Linked DNA regions of Homo sapiens: region 1 is linked to region 2. Evidence: chromatin contacts called from ENCODE Hi-C or POLR2A ChIA-PET data. All regions are on one chromosome and are shown on one strand. The core of a region is the stretch at or near the end of the contact, and the rest is flanking DNA. Distances in the headings are between cores, read along the strand shown.

Evidence for each region. Hi-C counts contacts between places; a loop is a spot of excess contacts on that map. ChIA-PET counts read pairs that join two places held with the same protein, here RNA polymerase II (POLR2A). Pooled maps may share reads with other maps.
Region 1: a loop to region 2 is called in a map with no recorded cell type, with 3 times the contacts of the local background. The contact joins the promoter of POU2F2 here to the enhancer-like site in region 2. A Hi-C loop is called at or near these places in 4 of 37 single-sample maps with no recorded cell type and 5 of 50 pooled maps. POLR2A ChIA-PET finds 5 or more read pairs at or near these places in 1 of 52 experiments (A673).

Annotation. Positions count from the first base shown.
Region 1 is chr19:42,131,139-42,133,838 of GRCh38, forward strand. POU2F2 (POU class 2 homeobox 2) reads right to left here and starts at 1,308. Exons shown (of 15, transcript NM_001394376.1): 1 at 1,246-1,308. The coding sequence starts at 1,273. LNROP (long non-coding regulator of POU2F2) reads left to right here and starts at 1,491. Exons shown (of 3, transcript NR_038332.1): 1 at 1,491-1,623; 2 at 1,767-1,890. It overlaps MIR4323 (microRNA 4323), which reads right to left and starts at 2,375; the gene lies at 2,307-2,375. RefSeq lists a silencer at 1,990-2,249 and an enhancer at 2,530-2,579.
Region 2 is chr19:41,545,188-41,547,887 of GRCh38, forward strand. No RefSeq gene overlaps it. Among named protein-coding and RNA genes, the nearest start is that of LINC01480, 11 kb to the left of the region's middle. Within about 2 kb of position 1,329, at least 13 of the 41 ENCODE cell types and tissues checked have a DNase peak (open chromatin) inside an H3K27ac peak, as active enhancers do.

The sequences.
Region 1 (2,700 bases), core at 58-2,557, 590 kb after region 2:
CCTGACCCCTCTGCCTGGGCCTCCCCCATCCCAGCCCTGATCCCTCTGCCTGGACCTCCCCCATCCCAGCCCTGACCTGTCTGTACTGTCATTGGTGACAGGTCTGTCTTCTCCAATAAACTGGGAGCTCCAGGAGGACAGACCTGAGCTACCCTTTCCACTGTACTTCCAACACCCAACACAGAACTACTCAATAGATACATGTTGGTGGAGGACACACGGGTGCCCGCACACAATGGCGCATATAGGACAGCACACACCACCAAACCAAGACTCATGCCCATGGTCATGCCTACACAGCCACAAATGAAACAGGCATGAAGGGCTGAGTGCTTGCCATGTTCCAGGCACTGTGCTAAGCATGCTACATGTATTACCTCATTTAAGACTCCCATCAACACTGCTGAGTGATAGCCATCACCATACAGACATATACACATTCTACTAAATGAGCCAACAGCTATAAATCACCTTGTACAGTGCCTGGTGCACAATGTTCACTCAGCCAACTGACATTTGGTGGAGAAGGCATTTAATAAGCACACAAACAAACACATAATGAAATTCCCAGCAGTGATACGTGCCGTGAAGAAAAGATAAAGCAGGGTGAGGGGACTGAGAGTGACAGGATCAGTGCCAGTTTAGATGGGGAGGTCAGGGAAGGCTGCCCTGAGGAGGTGACATCTGAGGTGAATGAAGTGAAGAAGGGAGCCAGGCAATCATCACCCCACAATGCCACACACAACAGCCCCCTACACTCACAAGCACACAGCAGTCCCACTCAGAGCACTCAGAACTACTGCACACACACATGCACACGCACACCTGTACCAGATGTGCACACACACACTCAAAAGGGAATGACATCCCCCAAGTCCAGCAACTTGGCATTCCAATCCCTTTGCAGCCCTTATCCAAGGATTGCCCATGTCACCCACCCCACTGGTTCTCCACATGAGGGCCCGCTACCAACACCCAGCTCCCTCCCTCCCGTCCCCAGACCCTTCGGAACAGGGCAACAGAGAAGAGAAGATGTTGGAAGTTCCGGTGCCTGATGTGGAAAGAGAGGGCAAAGAGGAGCTGTGGGGGTTAGCGGGGACCCGGCATGGGAGAGAGGGAGTTGCTAGAGTACAGAGGAGAAGGACAATGGAGACAGCTGAGGAGGAGGGGCAGGCAGGGCCCGCAGAGCAAACCTAAATGTGCTGCCTGTCCTCTGAGCAGTGGCACAGGCACCAGCCCCCTTACCTGGAGCCCCCATGCTGGAGTGAACCATGCTGCCCGCCCCGCCAGGGCTGGGGGAACAACTGTGTCATCTCCCCACCCTCTCTGGGGGCCGAGCCCTCCCTGCCGGAAGTCACTCAGGGAGGAAACCACAGGGCCGGTCCGCCCCCTTCAGAAGGGAAAATACCCTGGCCCACAGACCCGCCCCGGCAGCCCGGCCCACCCCAAATCATGTGTGTGTGCTGGGGGGTGGGGGCTAGTGGGGCAGAGGATAAGCAGGCTGGAAGAGCCGACTCCTACGGCTGCGATCCAAGAGGTGCCTGCAACAGTTGCCCCCCGACTTCTGTCGCCCCCATGGAGGCAAACAAGTCTGGAACAGGGAATGGGGGTCTGGGAGAGAAGGTGGGTCCACAGCAGTAACAACAATAAAACACTAGCCAGCAGCTTATTGGAGAGAGGGCTTTGCCGATGCCTGACCCTGTGCCTCACTCTTGACAGGTGCCATCTCCAATGTGGTGGTCACTCTTATTTGCCCCATTTTACAGATGAAAAGACTGAGGATCAGAGAGGTGAGCAGTAGCTTTCCCAAAGGCCCAGAGCCAAGAAGCGTTGAAGCTTAAAAGCACGCCGCGGCAGGGAAGATCAAGCAAGCCCTGCGCCTATCTGCAGGTGAGCTGTTGGGTGCCACCATTGGGAGGAAGTGGTGCCCGTGGGCAGTGGTAGTGGGGACGGTGGGTCGGGGACTTGGCCTGGGGCTACAATAAGTCGCCGGCCAAATGCGGGCGCCCGAGGCGGCTCCAGTGGAGGGGAGCACCAGGTCCCCGGGCTGCCGGCTGGCTCTTCGCGCTGCGGCGCTCCCATTTCAGCGCTTCCCTCCGTGCCCGCCAGAGGGCGGCAGCGCCCAGCCAATGGGCCGGAGGGCGGGGCCGGCTGCGGAGAAGGGAGCCCCTCCCTCCGCTCCCCTCCCCAACACCCTCCCAACACCTCCGCTCGCACACCTGCGAGGGTCACACAAAGGCGCAGGACTCCCGGCGCACCGCAGCTCAGACAAAGGCGCGCCCGAGTCCGCTGCCCTCTTCCTCTTGGTGCCCGAGGTCTGAGGCTGTGGGGCTGCCTGGCGTCTCCAGACACCCCACATGCCCGCCTGGGCCCCGCAGGACATCCTGCGCCCCGTGGCTGGGGGGCCCCCTAAACCACAGGTGCATGCACAGACGCCTGGACTCACCCTCACACACACAAGTATTTCTACAGATGAACCCCAGCACTTCACACACACACACGTGTGCACACACACGTGCATGAACACATCTATGTGCACAGGCCCCAACACCAGCCCTCCCTGCTGACGATGGTCACTCCCATATACTGATACCTCCTCTACTCCCTCACATGGACCCATGGGCACAAGGGCACTTCTACACATATGTGCCCAAGCATACTTCCTGGCCACTCGCACCCACTCACACACAGGCACACTCA
Region 2 (2,700 bases), core at 79-2,578:
TGGCGGGAGGTGAGACATGTTTGCAGTAATACTGCCTTGTTATTCTTTACTCCACTGAGATGTTTGGGTGGAGAGAAACATAAATCTGGCCTGAGTGCACGTCCAGGCATAGTACTTTCCCTTGAACTTAATTATGATATAGATTCTTTTGCTCACATGTTTTTCATTGACCTTCTCCTTATTATCACCCTGCTCTCCTACTACATTCCTTTTTGCTGAAATAATGAAAATAATAATCAATAAAAACTGAGGAAACTCAGAGGCCGGTGCCGGTGCAGGCCCTTGGTGTGCTGAGTGCTGGTCCCCTGGACCCACTGTTGTTTCTTTATACTTTGTCTCTGTGTCTTATTTCTTTTCTCTGTCTCTCCTCCCACCCAACTAGAAATACCCACAGGTGTGGAGAGGCAGGCCACCCCTTCAAATATATAGGACCCAGAACCAGTCCATTGGGGAGGAAGCTTTCAAGGGACACATTTTGGCTGGGAAGGAGGACAGTGAAGCTCTCCAGCCAGGGAGGACGCCTGGCAGTCACAGTGATCTCGGAGGGGCCCTGCACACTTCCACCACTTCCGGTTCCTCGATTCCTCTCCACCACACCCATTTTCTGAGTTCTCCTGGGCACCAGGCACTGGAAGCCGTTCCTGCTCTCATTCCTCACCCCCCTTTTCTTCATTCTTCAGGGCACGACATTCTCCAACATGTTCACATCCCTCAATTTTCCTTCCCCACCTGTCTGGAGTCTGAAGCTCCAGGCACTGCAAGGATGTGAGTTGGGGACCTGTTTGTTCTCCCCGTTTTACTGGATCTTTCAGGGTCTCCATTGTCCAACTTACTAGGAGCCCTGAATGCTTGCCGACTCTACCCCATCTGCTCCATTCTGTGGGCTGTGTCCTCTCTCAAACCTCCCAGGTCTTTCAGGCCCAGGCCCCCTCCTCCACTTGCTTGTGCCCAGGCTCCTACCCAGCCTCTGCTAGGATCCAGTATTGTCAACAATAAATAGATCTCCTTGGAATCAGGGTAACTGGCAAGCTCGGTTGAAGGACGTATGAGAGGATGGAGGTGGAGAGTTCACTCTCCCAAAGTGCCCCTCACACACACACGCAATGGGGACAATGCCAGAGCCTGACCTTATTTCACAGCAAGCTGCCCAAATCTCACCTTGCTCAGTGCTGGACACTGAAAACACTGACCCTCCCAGTGAAAGCTGCTCTCCTCTGTTCTTAGTCCCCACGCCAGGCCACTCTGCATTCTGTACCCTTCCCCCAGGCTGGTGTCCCAGACCGTACTTTACCCAGAGAGCCCTGCCCTCAAACTCACTTCCTCTCCGGACAGGCTTTCTGCCTTAAGCTGCGCTTCTTCCTCGGTGGTAGCAGGAGGCCTTCCTCTCCCTCCTCCCTCTATGATTTCTTGCACCTAAATGAATCTAACCTTGCTCTCACCTTTGTCCCTTGTGCCCTAACTTCTGTTGACACCTTCATCTGGTGCCCCTGACATAACCCTGGGGCTCCTGAGCCCTGGGACATTTGTATCTAGACAACCACGAGCCTAACACCCTAAACAGACACAGGCATAGACACACACACACACACACACACACACACACCCAGCACCAAAGCTGCTCCTACCCCAGTCACACTGGAATTAGATGAAAACCCCAGGCTTTGGACTCCTTGGCTGTGAGGGTCTTCCTGGAAAGAGCCAGGTCCAGCTGCATTTTCTCATACCCTGAAATCGCACCACTACACCCCAGCCTGAGCAACAGAGCCAGACTCCATCATTTAAAAAAAAAAAAAAAGTACCCAAAAGAGTTCCAGAATAAGATAAAAATGGTTTACATACAATCTCGCTATCTGGGAATATAAAGTGCAGTTACTAAAAGCAGGGAATCTCTTTCCTGAAACTATTTCTAACTCTGTGAGGAGCTGCTAGATTCTACAGTGCCTGACAGACAGCTCTCAAGGGCCGTTTGGCTTGTGAATGGCATTTCCAAGGCAAACATCTTGTTTGAAAGCTGCTGCTCTGGTTAAAGAAGGGTCATGAAAGTCTTTTTTTTTTTCCAGTTATTTGGGTGAAGTATGTTTTTGCGAGCAAATTTACCTTTCCCTCTGCGTTCTCCACATTTTGGGTTGTGATTTTATGACAATATAGTTTGTATATTCAACTTATACATATTTATAGTGTTCAGTAAGAGCCTTTTAAAATAAAACAATTGAACACATTGGTTATTTTCACAAGACTCTAACCAAAATAGTATATTTTTAGGTAAAAACCCAGGAAAATTAACTCAAAAGTAGCCTATATGGCCGATGAATTCTTGCTGCATTTTATGCAAATTATCAGGCCAAGTGTAATAAGCCTAAAATTGATTTTGCACACAAATTGGTCTTACTGTAATTTCTCTTTAATAGGAAAAATAGGGGGCTACAGACCAACCAGGATCTTCATGAGGACCAGTGAGCACAGGAGTAGGAAAGGGGTCACTAGCATCACTGAGATGCAGGTGGTGGCCATTCCTCATAGAAAACGAGATTTTTGGGGAACCTCCCATAGTGCTGAGCTCCATAGTGCCCACGGGGATGACAGAATCTGAGAATGGCTGGGACCAGGACTTTTGTCATCAAAAGCCAGCTGGAGGGTATAGGCAGTAAAATTGGAATGCAGCAAAGGGAGGCTGACCTGCAAAGCACTAGGAGGGATCTC